2 separate regions of the Homo sapiens genome follow, and region 1 is linked to region 2. A link is a contact called in ENCODE Hi-C data. All regions are on one chromosome and are shown on one strand. The core of a region is the stretch at or near the end of the contact, and the rest is flanking DNA. Distances in the headings are between cores, read along the strand shown. Region 1 has its middle 40 kb from the start of NEK6. Region 2 holds the start of LHX2-AS1 (LHX2 antisense RNA 1).

The links. A loop is a pair of places that touch in the nucleus more often than their neighbours do. Pooled maps may share reads with other maps.
Region 1: a loop to region 2 is called in a pooled map, with 2.0 times the contacts of the local background. The contact joins the enhancer-like site here to the promoter of LHX2-AS1 in region 2. A Hi-C loop is called at or near these places in 2 of 37 single-sample maps with no recorded cell type and 2 of 50 pooled maps.

Annotation. Positions count from the first base shown.
Region 1 is chr9:124,216,091-124,220,706 of GRCh38, reverse strand. No RefSeq gene overlaps it. Among named protein-coding and RNA genes, the nearest start is that of NEK6, 40 kb to the left of the region's middle. RefSeq lists enhancers at 1,598-1,957, 2,528-2,687, 3,597-3,676. Within about 2 kb of position 1,891, at least 16 of the 41 ENCODE cell types and tissues checked have a DNase peak (open chromatin) inside an H3K27ac peak, as active enhancers do.
Region 2 is chr9:124,006,403-124,010,922 of GRCh38, reverse strand. It overlaps LHX2-AS1 (LHX2 antisense RNA 1), which reads left to right and starts at 1,527. Exons shown (of 2, transcript NR_135129.1): 1 at 1,527-1,857; 2 at 2,832-4,520. RefSeq lists enhancers at 2,098-2,808, 2,809-3,520.

The DNA.
Region 1 (4,616 bases), core at 642-3,141, 210 kb before region 2:
GAGTTGGAGGCCCTGGGTAAAATTCTGAGAAGGAGAGCGGCGTTGAGCTTGAGTGAGGCTGACTGGGGAGAGAGCTGTTGATGGTGAAATGGGAAGGGGGCATAGTGTAATGGTTAAGGGTGGGACTTAGGAGCCCAACAGTTTGGTTCAGATCAGCTCTGCCATTTACTAGTTGCGTGACTTGATCTCTCCATGCCTCAGTTTTCTCTTCTGTTAAATAGGAGTCATAGTGATCACAGTACTTGCTTCATAGAACTGTCATGAGAACTAGCGTGTTGCATAAGCGATTGCTAGGATCATTGTTGAGTCCTTACGCTGAGCCAGTACTCTACCAAACACTCTACCTACATTATCCTATTTCATTCTTAAAAACAAAATATCGGCCGGGCACTGTGGCTCACGCCTGTAATCCCAGCACTTTGGGAGGCTGAGGCAGGTGGATAACGAGGTCAGGAGATGGAGACCGTCCTGGCTAACACAGTGAAACCCCGTCTCTACTAAAAATACAAAAAATTAGCTGGGCGTGCTTGCAGGCGCCTGTAGTCCCAGTTACTTGGGAGGCTGAGGCAGGAAAATGGCCTGAACCCGGGAAGCGGAGCTTGCAGTGAGCCGAGATCGCGCCACTGCACTCCAGCCTGGAAGACAGAGTGAGATTCTGTCTCAAAAAAAAATATCGGCCAGGCGCGGTGGCTCACACCTGTAATCTCAGCACTTTGGGAGGCCAAAGTGGGCGGATCACCTGAGGTCAGAAGTTGGAGACCAGCCTGGCCAACATGGCAAAACCTCGTCTCTACTAAAAATACAAAAATTAGCCGGGTGTGGTAGCACATGCCTGTAATCCCAGCTACTAGGGAGGCTGAGGCAGGAGAATTGTTTGAACCCAGGGGGCGGAGGTTGCAGCAAATCGAGATCACGCCACTGCACTCCAGCCTGGGCGACAGAGGGAGATTCCATCTAAAAAATAAAAAAATAAATTAAAAAAGGTCCTTTTTATTCCCATTTTTACATGTGAAAATACTGAAGCTCTGAGACATAAAGCAACTAGGTTGAGGACGAGCATCAGTAGGAAGTAGAATATGACTGCAAAGTCCTATCCCTGGGCGGCTGCACCATTCCCTGTTTTGTTTCTCAGTCCTTCCATTGGAAGACAAGCCCCTGTATTAAATCCCTTCTGTTCAAAACCTAGGGCATTTCAGGCTTCCTGATGAGATGCTGCCTGATACAGTAGTTACTGTTTATTGTGGGTTTCCTGGGAACGGGCACTCTTCTATGCACTTTACATACAGTAATGTATCTAATCATGCCCTGCTCATCCTATGCATTAAGTGCTATGATCTCACTCGACAGCAGAGGAAGGAGAGGGGAAGCCACTTGCCTGGGATCCTGCAGCTCATGAGGGGCAGAGCTGGGGTTTGAGGACATGAGGTTCAAATCCAGAATCCACATCCTGACCCATGGCAGGAGACCACCCTACTTGCTGTTGGCCATCACTACTGCCAGGCAGCAGCCAGCCCACCAGAGCCTGGCCCTGGTGGCAACCAGTTAGCCTCTGTGACCTCCCCATCTGACTCCATCTTCCCCCTCTGCTGTGGACCTTGTCTAATTTCTACCCACTTCAGAGACTAGGACAAAGATGGCATCTCCAAGGCATTCTCTTCTCCAAGCTGAAGACCCCTGTGTCTGGGAGGGGCTGGGAGGTGAGGTGGGGCCTTCCTGGAGGATACTAAAAGGGCTCCTAACCCTGGTGTCTCTTCCCTCCCAGCCTGTCCCTCTTATGCCACTCATGGCATCAATCCGTCCAGAGGGACACTCCGATGACTCACCCACCACAGCACTTTCACTTCCTTCTTCTCCAGAGGAGGCGTCTGACCTGCTGCAGCTGCACTGAAGGGCCTCTTCTCAGGGGCTTCCAAGGCTATAGGGGGCGGCCAGGGGCCCTGCTGCAGCCTTGAGGTCCAGGCCTGGGGCCTAGAGTGCTGCCTCTGTAGGGAGCAGAGTGACCGGAGGGGCTTTGGGCCTCCTTGCTAGAGACTGGCTTCAGCTGAACCCTGTCCAAATTGTCAGTCACCCTCAACACCCATGCAGGGTTGGCACACAGGGAGATGGACCTTGAGTTTTTTTTTGAGACAGAGTCTCACTCTGTCGCCTAGGCTGCAGTGCAGTGCAGTGGTGCGATCACAGTTCACTGCAGTCTCCACTAACGGGGCTCAAGCAATTCTCCCACCTCAGCCTCTCGAGTAGCTGGGATGACAGGTGCATGCCACAACGCCCAGTTAATTTTTGTAGAGATGGGGTTTTACCATGTTGCCCAGGCTGGTCTTGAACTCCTGGGCCCAAGCGATCCGCCCACCTCAGCCTCCAAAAGTATTGGGATTACAAGGGTGAGCCACCATACCCAGCTGACCTGGAGTTTTAAAGCTGGAGTTGTATCTCTCATACTTCCTGATGGCATTGAAGGGACCCATATTCATTCATTCACTCATTCATTTACTCCTTTATTCCCTCATGTAACAAATCTGTCCTGGGCTTCTATATACCAAGCAGTCCCTAGGGTACCAAGAAACCAGGGCTCGCCCTCTGCCCATGAGGAGCTCATGGCCCATCTATGGGTGGGGGTTGTGGGAGTGGCGGGTAGCAGGGCGGATCCATAAATAGAAAACCCCGGTACAGTGAAAGCGGGCCTTGGAGAGGGCTGGGGAAGCCCAGGCAGTGCAGTGGTTGTGGTTAAGTCACAGGGCACCGCAGGGTGGACCTAGGATTTGTGAAGTCTGAAGCTTTTCAATTTTGGAAGCCCCATCTGTAGAAACAGAATACAAAATTAGATTCAAAAGCATTTATTTAGAAGGAGAAAACAAAACCCAAGACAGTATCAAGGGCTTGGAGATACTTCTGAGATCCCTTCACACAGTTTACCAGAAATGTTTACATGGAAATGCTTCCTCATTACAAGCTGGTTTCCCTCTCTCCCTAGAGTACTCTATAGCTCCCAGCTACTCCAGGGGTGCTGGGAAGGGCAAGGCTGAAAATGAAGCTTTGCTAGGGTCACAATGCAGCCTCCTTGGAGCAGGCAAGTTGCACAACACTGATCCCATCCCAGTCTCAGAGGATAGTGCATGGTTCAATGACCTAGCTGTGGAGTCAGACCTGGGTCACACTCCCCACTCAGCCATTTTCTGACTATGCCACCTTGGGGAAGTTGCTCATCTCTGAGCCTTGGTTCACTCGTCTGTAACATGAAGCTATTGATAGAACCACACATTGTGTTTTTGTAAACATTCAATGAGATCATCCATGCAGAGCAGTTCATAAACATGAAGCACTGGATGAACGCCACTGTCACAGTGAATGCCACTATTCATGATGAAGGTCTGTGGCTGTCTTGTCCTGCCTCTCTCTCTCTCTCTCTCTCTCTCTGTGTGTGTGTGTGTGTGTGTGTGTGTGTGTGTGTGTGTGTGTGGTGGGTGGTCAGGGAAGGCTTCCCAGAAGAGGTGACATTGGTGTTGGGCCCTAAAGGAAAATGTAGAGAAGGGCATTCCAGGCAAAGAGAATGGTGCATGAAGTGACTGGTGTCTTGAGGAAGGGAAGAAGCCCAGCCAGCCAGGAGCAACCTAGAGGGATTCTCTAGCCTCTGGGTGGCCATATTAGGGCTGGGCCTGAGCTTCCCAGGCCCTCCTGGTTGCAGCCCCAAGGCTGCAGCCTGGCAGAGGCCAACTGTTGTGTCTGGGTGGGTGGGGGGTGCCCAGCTTGGTCTCTGCTATGCTGGCAGAAGTTTCAGCCTCTCACCTCTCTGCCTCCCCTGTTTCCGGTCCTCCACTTCCTTCCCCTCCACAGACCACAGAGGCGTTTCAGAGGAAGCTGCTACTTATTTTAGCAGTAATCCCCGGACACCCCCACCCACAGCTGCCCCTGGCCCCCTTACAAGGCACCAAGTCACCCTCTGAGCCCCAGCCCACGGCACTCATAAGTGAGGAACAGGCCCTGTCCCCGGGCCAGCCCTGTGCACCCCTTCCCCACAGCACAACAGGGAGCCTTGAAGCTGGGAGATGTGGCTCCAAGTCCGGCTGTGACACTAACTTACTGTATGATCTCCTGAAGTCCCTTCGCCCTGCCAGGCCATGTCCCCATCTGTGACATGAGGCCCAACGGTGGACAGGCCCCGACCTCTGGGCAGAGTATGGGAGTGGGGTAAACATGGGTGCTCTGCCACCCTGCCCCTGGTCTTTCATCCCAGCTAGAAGGATCTGAGAGAGAGTCTTGGGGTAGACTGGAGTGGGGAGCCTGAAGACAAAAGAATCAAATTCAAACTTACCTATGAAAGTGAATTTGTATTCCAAAAGGGCCTGTGCAAGTGAGGAGCCCCAAAGCCGATGCTTTCACAGTGCTATGGCAAACCTGCCTTTAGACAGTGTCCTCAAGTCCTCAGGAGACGGTGGAGAAACTGAGGCTCAGGGAGCGGATGCCACAGGCCCAACACGGTCACATAGCTGGTGAATGGCAGACCAGGATTTGAACCCACGTTTGTTAAAAATCAATGTCCGACTGGGCGCAGTGGCTCATTTCTGGAATCCCAGCACTTTGGGAGGCTGAGGCGGGCGAATCATGAGGTCAGGAGTTCG
Region 2 (4,520 bases), core at 278-2,777:
ACTCAGAAAGGCCAGGGTTCGAATCCTAGCTCTGCCATTTACATGCACTGTAACCTTAGGCAGTGACTTATCCTCCCTTAGCCTGTTTCTGACCTTTATAATGGGCGACAAGAAGCTCTCCTCCGCATGGACGTGTTGATTGAAAGAGACTGTGGATGTAAAATGCCTGGAACATAGTAGGCACTTAGCAAATTATTTCATTACTCTCTCTTGCTCCTTTTCCATTAAAAACTTTCTCACTCCAAGACACATTCGATATCAGTGAGGTTCTTAAAAACCACAGGCCTATTCTCTGCCCACTGGGCACACCATGTCTCAGACCCCGCTGATGGCGCGAGTCCTCCTTACCCGCCTGGCTGCACCACCTCCCCAGGGGCCAACAAAGTAGCGTGCTGGGTAAATCCCAACTGCTACCCCCAGCCTCCAGGTTTCAGGCTCACCCTAGAGTCTCCTGGGGACTGGAGGGAAATACCCAGGTGTCTGGTGGGGGAGGGATTTAGGAAATAAAATGATTGTAGACAAAAACTGAATAAGCACTTCGGTTACAGAGTCCCATCTGGGTCTGCTTCGGAGGCAGGTTTGGCTCCGTCTAATAGGGACAAGGCGGGTGTCAGTCTGAAATGACTTGTTTGCCAGGACAGGTAAGGGGATAGTCAGGACCTGCGGTTTACCTCACAGGGTACAGAGTTGAGGCATGAAATCATGTTTTTCACGTGTGTAAGTAACTTTCACACACAAATATATGTGTGCACAAATATATGTATGCGTGTAATGCCCAAGCACATGAACTTGTGTTCATGTGTGCAAATACACATGTTCATCTCTGTTGGCAATAACACAGCCAGCACGAATTTTATCTCTGTTGGCAAAATCACAGCCAGCACCACTGAAGAGCTAGGGTCTTACACATGCGCATCAGGTGTAAGTGTCTAGAGCTGGGAAGAAGGATGCAACTGCAAAATGGTAAATTGCACGTTATACCTGCACTTGCGTGCTCAGGCGATTCTACTTAAATCACTGCAAGTGCTCCTACGAGGTCGTTTTGCATAATTGAAAAAACTTGAAGTTACAATCATATGTGTATATTCTGCATGTGTACAGATGCCCCAACGCGAGGGAAGGACCACTAAACCCAAAGACGCGCGTGCCCGTGTGTTCACACAGACGTGTGCTTCGGCGCCTGCACACGGCCGGCGCGCAGGCATGCGGACGCCTACACGAATACATAGGCATGTTTTATTGACGCATCTGGGGCACTTTCTTTCAAAGAAAGTAAGGAATGAAAATCCAATCTGAGAGTCACCAGGGTTCATCTGGAGGTCGCCCAAGGGGCAGAAAAAATTTGTAATGACGCTAGAGTGTTTGTCCTTGGTGCAACTCCACTCTCGGGAGGGCTGGATACAATACGTTTGGAAAGCTCGAGGGGCTGCCTTAGGATCTGGGGGCGGGGGGTGGGGTACTCAGCAACTCTTGCCGCGGGCTGCTCAAGAAACGTGGAAACACACCCTGCGACTTTCCACTCCCCCATACATATAGGCACGCGATTCCGTCGCCACCTCTCGGACCAGCAGCCCACGTCCAACGCTGGGCCGACCCCAGATACACAGGCAGTCGGGATTCCCGCCCGGTGCGCTTGTCTATTCATCCCTCTGCGTCAGGCTGGGACGCGCTCCGTCTGTAAAAGGCTCAAACGCATCTCCCGCCGCGGGGCGGGATCTAGGGGCCCAGGCCCCGGGGTCCAGAGGCGGGTAACTTTGCTAATCTCCCCCAGCGGCGGGGAACGTCGCGCAACCGCTGAGCCCTGTCCGCCGAGACTAAACAAGCAGAGGAACAGGCTGTAAACACACATCCTGACACGTGAGTGACATTTACGCGGTGCGAGAAGCTGCAGCCAAGGGAAAGGCAAGGGGTGGGGGGAGCGGGCACCGACAGGTACGGAACCTTCGCAGGCGCCGGAAACGGCGGCCCCTCGACCTCCCCCTCCCCCAGAAAGTGGCAACGAATGCCTAAGTCCCCCGAACCTGCCTTTTGTGGGAGGTGACAGGTGAACGGAATTCAGGTCTGGCCACTCTCGCCGCTGCCTACCTCCCCACCATCTGCTTCCTCGCAGACAAGCAGACCCGGCGCATAATGAGGTAGCAGCCTCCAGCCGGCCACCGTGACTAACTCAGAACAAAAGCGCTCCCTCCACGCCTCCTCCAACAAAGGGGCCACCAGCCCCGGCGCTCCCCGAAGGCTGCGGGGCTCCCGGCTGCCGGCTGCGGAGCTGCCGCGCGCAAACTTCCCGGGGCTCCCGGGGCTGCCGGCGCCACGGAGCCGGGGCCGCGGAGGGAGGAAGCGCAAGCCGCCCGGAGAAAGTGAGGCCAGACCCGGCGGGGGAGAGGGGAGGGAGCCGGGCGGCCGCGGAAGGAGGGTGATTGATCAGTGCGCGGTGCCCGGCGCTCTGTCCCGTTATTAGAGGCGGCCAAAGCAGGGCCACGCAATAACCTCAGAATCGCCAACTAATTGACGCTGCAGGCAACTACTTCATTGTGCGCGCTGGTTTTATGTCTTCATAGCCGGTGATTGACAAGGTGTAATTAGTCATCTCACTCGGTGATAAACATGGGCACCCTCCTCCCGCGGCATCAGGCCGTGTGTACCAGCAGAGGAAGCGATAGTTGACGCTGATATACCATTAAATCAAAATGAAGACGTTCAGAAGTGTGTGTTTGCTGTGACGCTGTGATGGTTTATTTCTCAAATACGGCACCAACAGATTTACTTGATTTGCAAGTTAACTACAACATTAACTGGTTTTATTTATTTTGCCTCTTCCTTCCTCTTCCTAGGCAGGGATGTTGCTCTTGGAGAATGTGAAGACAGTTTGCTTCTTGACAAGCGAGCGAACGGGCGCCCAGATTTTTGCAGCCTTTCCGAGTCTCCCCCGAGGGAGAGGCGGCAGAGAAAACGCCGGATTTGGGAGCCACCAGGGAAGGATCCGCGCAGGGGAGCCGCCCTCCTTGGCCCCAGACCCGCCTGCCTGGGGCCCCCTTTGCTCACTGTCAATGTATGGTCTGAAGCTCTGAGGATGGTGCTGGGGACTGGGGTCGGGGGAAGCCTCTTGAATAATAACTGCAAAGAAGAAAGAGGCGAGAACGTCTCCCTAACCTTGAAGCAGAAAGGACTGTGTTCTTAAAGCTGTTGGCTGCAGTCACAGGGCCAGTTGCCCGCCTCTGTTCCCTGAGTAAAGTGTAACATCTTCTGTCCTCCTGGCTTGCTTGCACCATTCAGCAAATTATACTCCTTCCTTACCAAAGTGGGAATGCTCAGGGAAGTGTGTGTGTGTGTGTGTGTGTGTGTGTGTCCCCTCTGCACTGAGGCTGCTGTTAGAGATGTTACCAATTTAAACCTTCCAGAATCCTGGAGGTTTACATTTTGTAAAGGGAGGGGACACTCCTGGACTGTCACAATCCCAATTCTGGTTAGAGTGGCAGGGACTGAACAAAGCCACCAACATGCAAAAGTCCATCTCCAGAGTAGCATGCATGCCCCCAGGAAACCCCCAGTGGGATATGCTTCCTGCACTTTCCCCTTCTCTCTAACCTCTGTCTCCTGTTTGTAAGGCAGAGGAAGGGTGATTCCTTGCCACTGCACAGGAATGCAGGGTTAGGGTTATCTCCAAGAAAGGGTGGGGTGAGGCTGAGTCACAGGGAGAGCAGAAAAGCTCTGTATCTTCAATGAGGACCCACACACACACACCTTTCCCAGGCTTGTGGGCCTCATTCAGCAAAGCAGGGAGTGTTTTATATTGATGCGAGAGGCTGTCAGTCAGCAGTAAATCAGTTCAGGCATAGCTATCTCTTTCTTTACGAAATCAGCTCATTGCCTTGGTCACACTACACAGAAAATCTGCTTATCACCGCTATCGACAATAAAAATTAGTGGAGCCTTAGTTGTTTCCGAAGAGGAACCCCGTGTCTGTGACATTAGAATAGATAAGTGGCTTGGCCTGTTGCAGGCAGAGAGAAGCCCAATTCCTCCTCCTCTTCTCCCTGCAGCGATCTGAACAATTCTGAAACCGCCTCCCTGGGCGTCAGCTGAGCAGGTTGGGGAACTAACCAGGGCTCTCTCTCTAGGGCCCTGTTAAATGCACTGAACTTAAAATGAAACACGAAGTGTGAATTTCAGGTTTGAACATGATGCATCAGGAAACGTGGAGGTTGGCAGCCCTTTTCCTCCCTCCTGCTTTTCAGTAGCAGGTATTAATATTGTATTAAATGTTATGAGAAAGTAAAGGCTGCGGAGAGGAATGTGCTCAGATGCAATTTTGTCAAGGTTTTTATCTGTGATTATGATTCCAGATGTAGAAACTCCCGGAGGAGGGAAATGAGGGGCTGCTGGCATGTGACATGTGTTTTAAGGTGTTTGGCAGTGTTTCTCAAAGTGGTGACAAAATGTTCAATTTTATTACAGGGAATTGGTAAAAGAAATATGAATACTAGGTCAGAGATTGTTCACCTCAGCAAAAGGATTTACCA